Regions from separate parts of the Mus musculus genome. Here region 2 is linked to region 1. Evidence: chromatin contacts called from ENCODE POLR2A ChIA-PET data. All regions are on one chromosome and are shown on one strand. Each heading gives the region's core, a stretch centred on a gene start or an enhancer-like site at or near the end of the contact. The rest is flanking DNA. Distances are from core to core; before and after follow the strand shown.

The links. ChIA-PET counts read pairs that join two places held with the same protein, here RNA polymerase II (POLR2A).
Region 2: POLR2A ChIA-PET joins it to region 1 with 11 read pairs in Patski. The contact joins the promoter of Bpgm here to the promoter of Akr1b8 in region 1. POLR2A ChIA-PET finds 5 or more read pairs at or near these places in 3 of 5 experiments (Patski and embryonic stem cell).

What each region holds. Positions count from the first base shown.
Region 1 is chr6:34,352,175-34,357,054 of GRCm38, forward strand. Akr1b8 (aldo-keto reductase family 1, member B8) reads left to right here and starts at 1,972. Exons shown (of 10, transcript NM_008012.2): 1 at 1,972-2,122; 2 at 4,082-4,249. The coding sequence starts at 2,057.
Region 2 is chr6:34,473,209-34,478,138 of GRCm38, forward strand. It overlaps Bpgm (2,3-bisphosphoglycerate mutase), which reads left to right and starts at 3,148. Exons shown (of 3, transcript NM_007563.5): 1 at 3,148-3,214.

The DNA of each region.
Region 1 (4,880 bases), core at 722-3,221:
TTTACTTCCCTTTATGGACTAAAATCTCCTATATTTAGCGTCTTCTCTTTCCAAGTGTCAATGGGATTTCAATGGGGTAGGAGGGCATGAAAAATGTCATGGTATGAGTTCTGCTTGGTTGTGACATCTCCCTGAAGTTTGTCACCCCCCGAACTAATTTATTGGGTCCTCAGTTACAGTCAGCATTCCTAAACTGCCCGTATTACCAATGTCCTTAGCTGTAGAGCCTACATCGTGGCTCAGTCTCTCCTGAGAACATTAAGTTGTACGCACACTGCAACTTTAACAGTGCTGACTGTAAATATTTCTAATCAGCCTGTGAACCCCTTCAGTCAGTTTCCCCAGACATTTCAGTTCCTCTCTCTGTGCTGTTCTGGAGACACACTGAAGGTGGCTTAGGCATACACCTGGCTACCTGCCACTGTCCCTGGGCATCTGTGGGTCAGGGCTTCCATCCTGAGCTTGCTATTTCTGCCCTAGGCTCACCTTGGAGACCAGAGCTCCTATGATCTGGGACTTCTTGAATCAGTGAGGTATTCCAGTTACACCCCAAGGTTATTGCTGATAAGTATTTCAATATTGGAAAATGATAATTTTTATTCTCTTATAACTCCCGTAAAATCTTTTGTTTACTCTGATTTTTCTGGTTTTTCTTTCTAGAGGACATGCATTAGTTTTATAATATCAATAAAGTAAAAGTCAAGAACATTTACATATGATTCTTGAAAAACTATAAACATGGAGGTGAGAATGTATTATTCTATAAATGACTGAAAATTGCCATTTTGAAAAAAAATCAATTTTGACCTATACCTTGTGTGATAAACTGAAATAAACTTCATTTGAGTCTATATTCCTACTTCTAAAGATCTATCCCCAGGGAATGAGGCCCAATGCTTCACTGCAATGATATTTCTTGAAATATTATTTATACACAATAGAAACCAGCTGGAAATCAGCAAGAGACCTAAGAATAGTGGAAATGGTAGAATAAATTACCATAAAATAGAATGCAACGTTAAAATGTTTAACATAAAGGCAATTTTGAAATGACTCACTATAAACGTGTAGAAAAGCTAGCCTTGTGGTGTCAGCTTTGGAAAATGTGGTGCGGTGCATAGAAGCTGACACAGGCTGAGAAGAGCCCAGGAAACTGCACCGGGCAATGGCATCCGAGTGACAGAAAAGGATGTTTATGCTCGCATCTTTCTTTTTCATGCTGTCCTTAGTGAAACAGAATATAATCACAAAAGTCTGGTTTTTAAATGTAAGCAAAAAAAATGTAAAAGCTCACTATAATTATACAGTTAGACAACTTGTCAAATTTCAAATTCAGAGAGAGGGGGGATAGAGAGAGAGAGAGGGAGAGGGAGAGAGAAAGAATATTATCAAAGAAAGGTCTTAGTGGTTAACAGGGGAAATTTGCTTTTCACAATCTTCCATCAATTAGATGAGTAAAACTTAAACAAACAAACAAACAAAAAGAGGGTCAGAAAACACTCTCTCCTCTCCCGTTCCCTCCCCTCTCTCCCCTCCCCCCTCCTCTGCAAGCGCCCCTGTCATTGATCTTTTGTGATCAGCAACAGTTAGCTCAAAATAATTTATGCAGCCTCCCATTTTGCCTCTGAAAACTTTTACTTGCCTCAACCTCATGGAATACCTACAGGCTCCACCGTTCTCCACACACTGTGGAAACCCATACATATTCTCCACACACTGTGGAAACCCAAACATAGCTAGCAATATAGCTCGAAGGATCTTTCACCCCATGCGCCTAAGGCTCATACACCTCTAAGTAGCTCTACAAAGTAATTTATATTCTGCATCAGGGAGATTTCCCTCTGGTTTATGACTAATCTTTACTCACACTCTTAAAAGCTTACAAAAGACTGGGATGAACTTCCGGTTCATTGCGGGAGGGGGGGCGGGGGCGGGAGGGGTCTGGGCGTGGCGCTTGCAGTAAGAGCCGGCCTCTTCATCCAGGACGTTAAAGCCTCCATCTGTCTCATTAACAAGGACACAGACATCTGCTCTCAGCAAGATTTTGGCAGCAACCATGGCCACGTTCGTGGAACTCAGTACCAAAGCCAAGATGCCCATTGTGGGCCTGGGCACCTGGAAGGTGAGTGCGCAGTCTTGGGCACCTGGTCTTGGCATTTCCTCTTCTTTTTATGACATCTACTGGGAGTTTGGAACCCTAGAGACAGAACACAAGTTGGTTTTGCCTTTTGTGCTGTTTCAGACCTCAAAGCTCTGACAGACTTTTTCCAGCAGAGATATCCCTGTGAAGTGTCAGGTTTCAAGTTTTCCCGAACTTGCCAGTTACCCTCTTAACAAGCTTTCTTCTGAACTCATGAGACACTTAAAGTTTTATAAGTTTTGGCTGGTTTGAAGCAGGGCAGTGGTGGTGCATGCCTTTAATCCCAGAAGTTGGGAGGTAGAGGCTGGCGAATTTCTGAATTTGAGGCCAGAGGCCAGCCTGGTCTACAGAGTGAGTTCCAGGACAGCCAGGGCTGAGTTATTCAGTGGCAGGACACCAAAAGCTCCAAATGACCTAGCTCTGTTTGGTGGGGGAAAGACTCTGCAGCTTGTGGCCTGGAAGCCTGGGGGAAAGGTGGAGTCTCAGACCCTAGCACAGGCTACTGGCACCTGCACCTTACCAAGACACTACACCATTTTCTGAGCACATCAAACTAAGCAGGAAGATGACAGAGCCTGAGCTCAGATCCTGCCTGGCAGTGTGCTCTCCTGGAAGAATGCTCCAAGGCCCTTCCCACTTCTGTTGAGACAAGTCTGACATTGTTCCATCTCCTAACTTTGTCCTTGGGTTTATTTCCTTTCGTGATAACAGGACAGTGGTCAGCTAGTTTCCAGGAGCTGTCTCTATTTGATTTCTGGCGACTGGGAGTTACACTTCAGTTTAGGCTGCCCTAGAACTTATTCTATAGCTTGGGTTGGCCTTGAACTTGCAATCCTCCGGCCTCAGCTTCTAGAGGTTATCACAGGTGTGAGCCACCTCCAGGAGGAGTTGTTTTTGGAGTCCGAGTCTCTTGTCCTGGTGGCTTAGCCTCTGTCTCTCGCTTAGCCTCTGTCTCTCGATCTTTGCACTGTCTTTTTCTTCTGATCATGGGACAGAGGTGGGGCCTCTCTTTGATTCAGCACTGGGTTTAAAACCTCGAATTTGCTCCAAATTAGACATTTCACTTTCTACCAAGCTGTCAAGCACTCTGACCAGAAGTAACCCACAGAAATCCAAAGATTAGACCGAGCGCTTGACAAGGGAGTTGTTGTCAAGATAAGGAGGTGGTATCATAGAGGGAGAGTCTGCTCTTATCTGAAGGAATGCTGGCAGGCAAGATTCTATTGGAAGGCCCAGGTACTTCTGAACCGCTAGGGGTCACTTCTGATCCCAGGGAAGCAGGCTATCTCTCTGGAGCTTTTCTGTGTTTGATGCTTAACCAAGATATTTCTAGATTTGGTGAAAGAAGAGTAGTTTTTTGTTCGGCTGGTTGTTTTGGTGATGAAAGGCTTTTTCGTATTTATGTTTTATTTTGGGGACAGCTATGTGCCCCAAGCTAGCCTCAAACTCAAAATCCTCCTGTTTCTCAAATACTGGGACTACATACACGGGCCACCATACCCAGTAGTTTGGCTTTCTGCTTTAAAAAAAAAAGTCGATTGTACTTCATTCCTGAGCACAGCTGCTGTGTGGTCAAGTCTGGATTTACCATAAGACAACCATTCTTCACATTCTTATCACGGTCTGGGGCTGAAGTCCTCTGGGTCACTGCAGAGTTAAGTCTGGCTTTCAGCAACTTGCAGTGGCAGGCATCTGTCACCCCAGAAACAAGAGCTCCTTTAAGACCGGGTACATTAGATGGAAACTGACTTTTATCTCCGATAGAACACGGGACGGGGGAACATTACGGTTTTCTTCTTGTTTTGAAAAGTTTGTTTTCTTCCCCAGTCCCTCACCCGCCAGCATTGCAGGGATTTGGCGAAATTGGGCTGTGTGGAGCCTGTTGAGGAAGGTTTTGGTATAAGAGTGTCCTTTGCAATGGCCTTTTCTATTGCCTTTCAGTCTCCCCCAAACCAAGTCAAAGAAGCTGTGAAGGCGGCCATTGACGCTGGGTATCGCCATATCGACTGCGCGTATGCCTATTGCAACGAGAATGAGGTGGGAGAAGCCATCCAAGAGAAGATCAAAGAGAAGGCTGTGCAGCGGGAGGACCTCTTCATTGTCAGCAAGGTACAATGGTCCACTTGGTGGATGAAACTTCAAAGCAGGTAGACTCTGGTCCATACCAAGAGCCCTCTCCAGCTTCTCCTAACCTTCCTTGTTCTCACTCTATCTTTGGGTGTAAATATCCATGCTCCAAGCCAGAACTGATGCCTCTGGCCAATCCTCCTACGTTAGTTTTCCCATAACAAGGATGGCTCCTTTGAGATTTGAATACTCTTGTTTTCATGCTTTCTGTCAGTGAGATCTTTTTGCCACTCAGATGCTAGGGTTGCCCTTAAGGGTGGGTCTTGGGGCAGGAGACATGGCTCAGAGGTTAAGAGTACTTACTGCTCTTGCAGCAGACCATAATTTGGTTCCTAGCACCAACATCGGGTATCTCTCAACTCTTATAACTTAAGTTCCAAGGATTCTGACACCCCTTTCTGGCCTCTACAGGCACCCACACACATAGTGTACATGAATACATTGAAATAATAAATCTTTCTTTTTTTTAAAGGGTGGGCCATACCACTCAGTACTGTGTTCTTACTGGCTATGTAGAAAGAGTATTTTTTTGTTGTTGTTGCATAGGAATATCTTTTTATCTCAATAAAAGTGAAATATAAAATGCTTTAAAAAGAAAGGAGAGGGGTGTATA
Region 2 (4,930 bases), core at 1,898-4,397, 120 kb after region 1:
TTGTGCCATATTCACAAAGGTTTCCTACTAGTACCAGCCTGGTTCCCTGGAAGAGTTAAAGGAAGTTCAGGGGGACTTCCCAGGAGGCTGCTAAGAAACTGGAGGCAGCATGTGATGGCAGACAAGGCTTGGGTACCAACTGTATATAGAAATGAACACACTTTTTAGTTTCAGGAAAGAGGAATCTGCACTCAGGTCAATGGTGAAGGACAGACATGGGCTTATTGCACTAGGTTAACTTGACTTTGAAAAAGAAAGGAGTTGGGGGAGACTACCAGCAGCAAACAGCCAGCTCATGATGATGTGCCCTGATACTAAGATAAACAGACAGTCCTGTACATGGGATATGGACTAACTCTGTAATTTACTGGAGAAAGACAATGGTTCTGCTAAACTAGATAAAGGTAGAACCATCTAAGTCAGTAGTAATGTTTTTATGCTTTGTGGACCAATTCAGCCCTGTTTGGAAAAGGCCATGGCCTCTGTACACATCGATGTGAAATTATTTTCACCAGTTAAGTATGCTACCATTAGATGTACTTTATTCAGGTTATTAATGGAACAATTCTCAAGGAACAACATGGGCGGATACTGACTTTTCAATATATGCAGACAATAAAGACAAAGACAATAAGGTTAAAATAATTTATTATTGTTTCATTTATTTGACTGAAAGTGGGATTACATCAAAATTTGAAGTAATGAGCCCAAAGAAACTTGTTTTCATAATATCTATATTGTATCAGAATGGAATTCCTCATTTAAAAAATTTAAATATTCATTCTTGTTATCTTTCCTTTTTTCTTTTCTTTTTGAGACAGGTGTCACTGTATAGTCCTAGCATTCCTGGAAATCCTTATGAAGACCAGGCTGGCCTTGAACTCACAGAAATCTTCCTTCCTCTGCCTCCTGAGTGCTGGGATTAAAGGCATGGATCACCGCGTCTGGCTTTCTTATTGTTTTTTAGTTATGTGTATAGATGTGTACATACAAGTGCAGGTGTTCATGGAGTCCAGGAGAGGGCGCTTGACCTCCTGGAGCTGGAGCTATAGACATTGTGAGACATCAAATGTGGGTGCTAGAAACTGAACTCAGATGCTCTGTTAGGGGTACCATAGTATCATAACTGTTGGGTCATCTCTTCAGCCTTAGAATTAAATTCCTCATAGCTGGAATACATTGCTTGTGGGAGGTGGAGGCAGTTGTAAGAAAAAAGGCTTTCCCCAGAACTATAAATTAGCAGCCTTGGGTTTTTGTTTCAATCCCCTATTGTTTGTGCAAGGAACCAGGTAGGGTTCTTTCTAAGGCCCAGTGAAGTAAGGCGTAGTCTAATGTTTTTGAAGGTCATCTTTGCCTCAAATGGATTTATGATAATCTTTGTGAGCACAGGTTCACTCTTTCAACGTTCTCAAGGCAAACAGCTCACAGACAGATCGGAACATGGGGTCCAGGATATGATATTGCGATCTAGATAAACATAAGAACAATCTTGCCATGCAACAGTGACTCCTGCCATTGCTAACTTCTGTGAATACCTGTGTCGTAAAGACCAGGCTTGCTCCCAACACTCGCTTTCACATCCCACCTAAGAGCATCATAGGTAAAGATGTTTTGTTTTTTTTTAAAATAACAATGTACACACTAGTGACCCTGGTGAATAGTTCTAAAAGACAAGTATTGTAAAGTTTTATATGCCAAGCTAGTGTTATTGAGTATTCCTAACAAGGTCAAAGTAAATCAAATGAGCAGGCATCCTAAGGTTCAGAGTACCCTCAAATGTCAAATGCTGTATGGCTGTTAGGATTGGTTTTGCATGGCTGCCGTTACCCTTCCTGAGGAGAAAGCTTTGATACTACAGGGCAGCGGAAATGTTTTCTGGTCCATCTGCCCTCATGAAGAAGAGGAAGAACAGGTTGGCAGGTGTGTACGATTGGGCAGATTCCTTCTCCAGCTGTTCTGACCTGAGAATCCACTGGCTAAGACAAGTAGCCACACCTGAGCCATCCAGGAGGTAGAGTTTAACTTTGCTAAGCCACCATCACTACAGCACTGGGTTCACACACCATCACTCCAGCCGACAGAACTCACTGTCCTTGAGAGACGCTCTCTCAGAAAGGGGTAGCTGCAACTATCATGAGCTAAAATGCATAAATGGGACATACAGCTTGCTACAAGCAGGCCATCATGACACCAGTTCATGGTGTGTCAAGATTTTCATCCTAAATAACTGATCTGAGCACCCATTAGCTGGTCACAAACTTATTGGACTTGTTTATAGAATTAACTAGGTGAGTTCAGAAGACACTAAGTGGAACAGCTTTCAGAAACCAAGAAGGGGAATTTTCCCGTCTGCTCAGGCACACATAACATTTCTTATCTTTCTCATTCACGTTTTGACACACGTTTCAGACCTTGTGTGGTAGTTCAAGCCTGCTTAGTAGCTTCCAGCTCTGGTACCAGACCCGAGTGACAAGCTGGCATTTTCATAGGTTTAATTTCAGAAACTGTAGTGTACCATTTTCTACTTTTCTAACCTCTTCGCCCTTCTTGTACTTTTAGGATATCCTATTATTCGCTTCTCTTCTCTTCATAATGTTAGGAGAAAGTAAGAATGAGCGACTATCTGTAAATAGGACACTTTAAAGGTTTTCATTTTAATCTCTGTTTTCGACGCACAGGCGTGCCAAACAAGCTTTCGTGAGGATCTACCGGGTTCAGCCTAGGTAGGACCTGAAATTTTCCGTTAACTAGAAGAAGTATCCCTTCATCTGCTGACCCGCTTTTCACAGCAGGTGTGTTTCAATTTCGAGAACTTCAAACAGGTCTCTGGACGGCAAAGCTAGCAGCCCACAAACATTGCCCCGGCGATGCTCAGGGGTTTGGGTCTCTACGACTAAAGCCCGCCTGCCTATGTCCGAAACTACCATCTTATTGGTCTATCCGTGCGTCTGTTTCCTCATTAAACCAATCATAGCTTCCCTTCTTACCCCAGGGACTTGAGAAACCGGAAAGAACCTCCGGCTGGTCGCTGGCCAGAGGGCGGGGCCGTGAATGAGTGACAACTCTGTCTTCCAATACCCAGCGCTATCGGTTCTGACCATTTTGGCTTCTAGGCTACAAAAGAGCGTTGATGCCGGCTGTAGCGATGAATCCTCACTGGCGTCTGCAGCACGGCGTTACCGAGGACCGGCTGCTACTGGTAGTTTCCTTGCAGGTGAGTGGCTTCGTTGTAATTGTTACAGTTGTGAGGATTTCTTTTCTTTCATGAGTGGCTTGCTGTTCTATCGTGAGAAGGCCGGTTGCTACCTTGCCCGGCTTTAGTATCTGGTGGGAACCTGATGCCCGCTTCAAGCGAGACCCTCCCGAGTACCCCAGCTCTCAGCTGGCCCTTTCTCAGCGAGCATCTCTCAGGAACAGTGAGTTCTGTCGGCTGGAGTGATGGTGTGTGAACCCAGAGCTGTAGTGATGGTGGCTTAGCAAAGTTAAACTCTACCTCCTGGATAGCTCAGGTGTGGCTACTTGTCTTAGCCAGTGGATTCACTGGAAGGAAGCAGGTGTAGGGCGAAGGCAGACCTTGATCCTAAAAGTGTAAGTTAAGGGGGGAAATATCATGGAAGGCAAAGAGGTTGTTGCATATTCAGGAGTCTCAGGAACCATATTCCGGGTTCAGGGGAACACTACCCCCTCCCCAGCACACACGCGTGCACGCCCGACCACCACTATCATGGCCAAAAAGTGTCATTTCTTTTTGTGCTAAGGGGTAGGAGCAAGTATTTCACTACAGTAAGTCAAAAGAAATGCAAAATTGTAATGAAGTTTATTATTAGACTTTGCAGGATGGAGCCCCCCCCCCCAAATTAGGAAGGGTTTATAGCCCGTGAATGGGGGAAATGGTTCTAGAATATTAACTAACAGAATTCCGACGCCTTCGGGAGGAAATAAAAAGTAAATGGTTACATTTCAGCAGCAGGTACAAACGTTTCTATAATAAAAGTCGTGTTAGTTTGTCTGTAAAACTGAATTTTCACATTTTTTTAAAAGAATTGTTTATTTTATGTATATAAGTACATTGTAGCTGTATTCAGACACACCAGAAGAGGACATCTGATCACTTTACAGATGGTTGTGAGCCACCATGTGGTTGCTGGGAATTTAACTCAGGACCTCTGGAAGAACCGGCAGTGTTCCTAACCTCTGAGCCATCTCTCCAGCCCAATTTTCACATTTTTTTCAAGACTGTTTTATGTGTATGATTTTTTTGCCTGAATGTATGTATGTGTACTCTGTGTACGCCTAGTGTCCATGGACCACCCCCCCCCCCCCGGAACTGGAGCAAATGTCTATGAGCCCCCCTGCAGGTGCTAGGAAGGGAACCCAGTTCCTCTGGAAGAGCAGCCAGTGCTCCTGACCACTGAGCCATCTCTCCAGCCCAGTTTCCACATCGTTTAAAAAGGCAGAAGTTACATTTCTAAGGCCCATGCCTTTATTAAAGGCTATGTAAAATTAAAGATAATTAGACAATTTTTCACTATCATGTCTACAAGGAAACTCTCACTGTATTGACCTCTGTATGAAGTCTATAGCAAATAAAAGTGTCCGGCTTCAAGGACATATTCTTTTGTGCCCATATTTAAACTGAACCAAACTAACCAGATCATTGTAAAAAAAATATTTTTTTAAAGGAGAGTATAGAAATCTAGTATAGCCCCCCAAAATTGTCATCTTTAATCTCATTACTCAGAGGCAACTGTTAAGTGTTTGGCTATTTTGTGTTAAGTTTCTCTTCCTCTTCACCTTTTATGGTTTGTGAGATTAATAGGGTTGTTTCACTTTATGAAGTGGTTGGTACATCTAACTTCATAATCCATGCATCTAACTCTGCATGCCTAGAGAACAGAGGGCAACATGCTTGCACTGGTGGCTTCTCGGA